Linked DNA regions of Mus musculus: region 2 is linked to region 1. Evidence: chromatin loops called from intact Hi-C (ENCODE). Cell type or tissue: left cerebral cortex. All regions are shown on one strand.

Evidence for each region. Hi-C counts contacts between places; a loop is a spot of excess contacts. Peaks named below come from ENCODE experiments on the same cell type or tissue, not always from the same donor. Only the 100,000 strongest peaks of a DNase experiment are listed, where the experiment ranks them.
Region 2: it touches region 1 in a loop (4-fold over the local background); 3 of 42 quality-filtered maps call a loop at or near these places.

The regions. Positions count from the first base shown.
Region 1 is chr2:76,133,837-76,136,336 of GRCm38, reverse strand. The region is part of intron 9 of Pde11a (phosphodiesterase 11A); the gene reads left to right. Among named protein-coding and RNA genes, the nearest start is that of Gm52518, 99 kb to the right of the region's middle. In left cerebral cortex, no CTCF peak of the experiment used is centred here; no DNase peak of the experiment used is centred here.
Region 2 is chr2:76,617,311-76,619,810 of GRCm38, reverse strand. It overlaps a transcript of Prkra not described here. Among named protein-coding and RNA genes, the nearest start is that of Prkra, 29 kb to the left of the region's middle. In left cerebral cortex, a CTCF peak has its summit at 1,510 (motif pointing right); a DNase peak (open chromatin) is centred at 1,528.

The sequences.
Region 1 (2,500 bases):
CTGAAAGGCCTTGATTTTATGAGGTGAAAAGTTGTCCTGCTCATGGGACTTGATTTTTTAAATGCTTCTTTTTTATGGTTAAGATGGTTGCTTATTACTTGTCTTTCTTCTTGCATGACTTATAATAAATACATTAGAATTCCGAATGCTCAGAATCTTTTAGAGCACTGGTCCTCAACCTTCCTAACAATGTGGCCTTTAATACAGCTTCTCGTGTGGTGATTTTAAAGGGCTCTCGTCACTGGGTCTCAATTCTTTTATAGTCTTGGGTTTACTTGGGCAACAAATGGAGACCCTCTCTTGAAAACTATATAGTGTTGCCTGTAATGGCAGGGAACTGGGGGATTCTTGGGAGCTCAGCCAGGCACTTCCTATCATTAGATACAGACTTTTATACTTGATTTCTTAAATAGAGAGAAGTCAGTATATTTTGTCACTGCTGTTATTGCAGCACTTGGGAGGCAGAGGCAGGGGGATGTGTTTGAGGGCATCCTGGGCTACATAACTAGACCATGTACCCAGCAAACAACTGAAAACAATTGTCAGGACTTAAAATAGAGTATGAACTAGAGTGTGTGTGTGTGTGTGTGTGTGTGTGTGTGTGTGTGTGTGTGAGTGTGTGTGTGAGTGTGTGTGTGTGTGTGTGTGTGTGTGTGTGTGTGTGTGTGTTTCTGTAAATGTACAACCTTTCTTTCGTATCACACAGGGGACCCTGGCTCTGAGGATATGTTGCCCAGATCCACTTCCTCCATACATACATTTATACATGCTTCCTACCAAGAAATATATTCTGATCCTTGCATGTCCCCCAGACCCACGAATTTCTAAAGAAATATTCTTTCCTATAAGTCTCAGGGGCTGATTTTGACTCAAGACCTATTTTTCTCAGCATCTTTGCTATAGATGATACTTAATATTTTCTCCCAGCTGGGAGAAAAAAAACTGAGAGGACAATTGCAGATTTAAAAGACACAAAATTATTGTTCTCTAATCTGTCTGCACACTTATTTTCTTCCTGTTTAGATCATAAATTCTGAGTTTCATAATTCATTCAGTTTCATAATTTATTTGTAGTGCCTGGCAGGGTCCTTTGCACAAAGGGAAGTCTGTGGAATAAGTCTGAGGTGGAGGGATGAGGAAAAGAAAGATGGTAGACAGAAAACATTGAGGTAAGGGACTTGGGGTAGTTCTCCTGAGAAAGAATTGCTTTGTTTCTATGAACCATGTTTATAGTAAAGACTAAAGACAGTACCTTTAATCAATAGGTGAAGCTGATAGCTAAGAATCACTACTAAACTAGACATGGTGGTATGTGCCTTTAATCCCAGAATTCAGGAGACCCAGCAAGAGGATTTCTGTGAAACTGAAGCCAGCCTGATCCAGAGTGTGGCTCCCAAGAACCCACATGGGAATCAGACAGCTAGCTGGGTGGATTTGCCAGCTGCCTGTAATTCTATGCCCCTCCCCCATGCATAGATGGAGCCTCCCTTGGGCAACACTGCCCGCTAGCCCAGCCTGACCTGGTGATCACCGGGTTCTTTGGGCCTCCATGTGCATGCAAGTACACACACACACACACACACACACACAACTGTACCCACACAACTCAACATGCATGCATAGCACACACACTAATCACTACTAGAGTGGGAAGGTCTGTTTGTCAAACTGCCTTCATATTGTGACTCTGTTGTGAGAATTAAGTGAAATAATACCTGTGAGGGTTTTATTGAGCAGCCAGTAACACTTATAACAACCGTCACCACTGCGCTCTGATATGCAGTAGTATGCTCAGTACCGAGATGCAACTGGGAGGAGGGACAAAGGTCATGAATTTGAAACAGCAGCTGTGGAGGGTGTTTCCTTAACTCTCACCAAACTCTGTGTCTCCAGTCTCCTCACTCATTGCTCTTTACTGCTTGCAGCTATCCACAGACAAATGAACAACAAAGCAGCTGGCCCAACTAAGCACATTCCATCTATTAGCCCCAACTGGATCCCATTGTGGTGGAGCACCGTTAATCCACAGGGAAAACAACCCATGCACTGCTGTGTTCTCGATCCCCAGCACCTCCTGGTGCATAGGCTCCCTGTTAAATGACTGGAGTGACGGGTTAGAGCATGAAGGGCCAGTTGTCCCCAGAAGAGAGAGTCTTATGGCCATTCTCTCCTAAACCCCACAGCTCCAAGGCCATCCCTAGGCACAGTCTCTGAATATGATGACTTATCATCTGTGGTCCCAGAAAACACCTTCATGTTGGTGCCACTCAGGGGCCTTCTGTCCTTAAAAGTTATGACTGACACTGCCAACAGTTCCAGATCAACTCAGATTGTGACAATCTCACCCTTTCAAGAAGTGGACTTCCGCTGTTGATTTGTTCATTCTGTGGCCTTTTGTCACGCCAGTCACAAGCAGCGTTCCCTGTTATGTCCTGGTATTGCCACCTTGGTGACCCTCCAACCTTCATGTCACTGGGAGTCAAATCTTGGTGATTGTGAC
Region 2 (2,500 bases), 480 kb before region 1:
CACCATGTCAGCCTGCAAGCTGCCATGCTTCCCGCCGTAACAATAATGAAACAAGTCTCAGGATCTGTAAGCCAGCCCCAAGTAAATGTTCTCACTCATAAGAGTTGCTGTGGTCATGGTGTCTCTCCACAGCAGTGAAACCCTAACTAAGACTGTGGTCTTTTATCATGAGACACCGAGAGTTTCTATTGCTGTTAGCAAACAGTACAGACTTTATCCGTTCTGAAGAAGAGCTGGAGGCTCTTCAGTTGCCATTAGATTACTGCTGTCTGAAAAAAAATCAGTGTAAATTATCTATGCACTTAAACATGTTTCTAAGAGAAAAGAAACAGTTTACTTTACCTTTAACCAGTATATCAAAATATTTTGCTTCAAAATATAATCGGTGTAAAGATCACTAGTGAGGTATTCTACACTCTGTGTTATGTCTCTTTGAAACCCAACCTGTATTTCACACCTAACAGCACGTGTCTTCTAACTAAGCATGTGTCAGGGAGTCCGTGGTTACAAGTGGATTATCCCAGGCTCACTCTCAGACTAACAAGTCCTAAAGGCAGGTCTCCCTGTCCCCACTCCTTCCTTCAAGACACTTTCCTCCATCCTCACAGAGGACATAGAGGCCCTTGATTTACTCTCTCTACCACAGACCATAATGGCTCTGTATAGTATACAGAAGATGCCAGAGCTGTGCTACAAGCTAATAACTAGTCATTTTCTGAAAACATTTGGTCAGTGATGGTGGTCCCATTACAGAGCTGAGAAGTTCCTGTTGCCTGGTGACATTATAGCCGGCATAAGGCAGAAGTACAGCACATTTCTTATGACGATGCTGGTGTGAATAAACCTCTTGTGCTGTAAATTAATCCCATATTCATTAGTCTGATCATTTGAAGCAATTAATATTTTTAAATACAAAAAACTTTCCTCATTGATGGATTTGTATTGCCCTTCCATGTATGTTTGTATATGCCCTTCAGCGTATGCAATTATAGACAGTAAATACTTGATGATAACGAACAGCTATAGCCCTGGTCTGTATGTTTCCTTTTATCATTAGAATGAGCCCCCTGCATCTCTCAGATTTACCACATCTTGGAGGGTGGGGTGTGGGGTGGGGAGGGTACATCAGGAAATCTCACAGAGTGGCAGGGTATGTGACTTGCACTATCTAGGTTTGTGTTAACACACGGTGTGAGACACAGGTACATTTCATGGAAAACGTTCCCTCTGGGAATGTAAATGACCTCAGATAATGGCAGTAGAGCCTCATTTTCTGAAGTATGTCCTGCTGAGATAGATGTCCCTTCAAGAATTTGACACTCAAACATGAGTCTTTATATTTTAATTGTTATCTCTACTGTATAGATATAGACTTAAGTTTTCTTAATGCATATCATGTCATATATTTTTACATACCAAACTTCTAGAATGGTGCCCTATGCATCTTCTCTGAGCTTTCCCTTCGAGCTAATAATGCTAGTTAGCAAATTGTCTTTAGCCATAGGCACTTCAGCCTTTTAGCCACTTGGGGGAGACATACATGGTCTAAGCCCATCTCCTGAATTAATTCTACCTAAGACTCATTTAATTTCAGCTGTGATTCCAGAGAACAGACTTGGTGGCCCATTAATTTAATACCAGCATTTGGAGGCAAATTTATGAGACTCTGATGCCAGTCTGGTCTATATAGCAAGTTCTGAGAGTGTCAGAGTTATACAGAGAGACTCTGTCTTAACAAAACAAAAACAAGGATTCCAGAAATATAGTTGATGAGCTATTTAATTTGAACAAAATGTGACAATGTCGTGTGTGTGTGTGTGTGTGTGTGTGTGTGTGTGTGTGTGTAAGAGAGAGAGAGAGGTGGGCATGTGCATAGGTCAGAGTACAATTTTCTGGTCGTTTCTCTGCTTTATTGTGGAACCCAAGGATAGAACTCATGTCATCTACTTTGTGCTGCAAGCTCTTTTATCCGCAGAACTGTCTGGACAGCTCTAGAGTAAAACTCTCTGAGACTTGTCCATACTTCCTGGGTATGAAGAAGACATTAAAAAATCCTAATGTTTAATTATTCCTGTAAATATAGCTGCCTTTTCATGTTCCAAATACCCTTCAATCGATTTCTGTAGTAATAAAAGATAATTAGCTGAGAGAGACCCTGTAGGTGGCCAGGCCAGGAAGTGATCCATGAAGGGGAGAGAATGAAACCTCTGTCCAGGCTGACTTCACCAACCTAGATCAGACTGGTGACACCCCCATTAAGGATAGGCTATTAACTGAGAGCTCAAGATAACGATCTAGGGAGGGGAGAGTCTGCAATAATCTTTTGGGAGGAACTTGAGTGAGGTCTGCCTCTATAGAAAAGGTGGGTGAGTTTGCCCCCACAGGTAGCAAAAAGGTCACCAGGTTGTTAACAGCATCCACTCGGAGCCCTCTGGGGCAGAAAACAGGTAACCCCTACTTTGAGGAGAGACCCCTGAGTGTTTAACATTCTCAGTTCTCT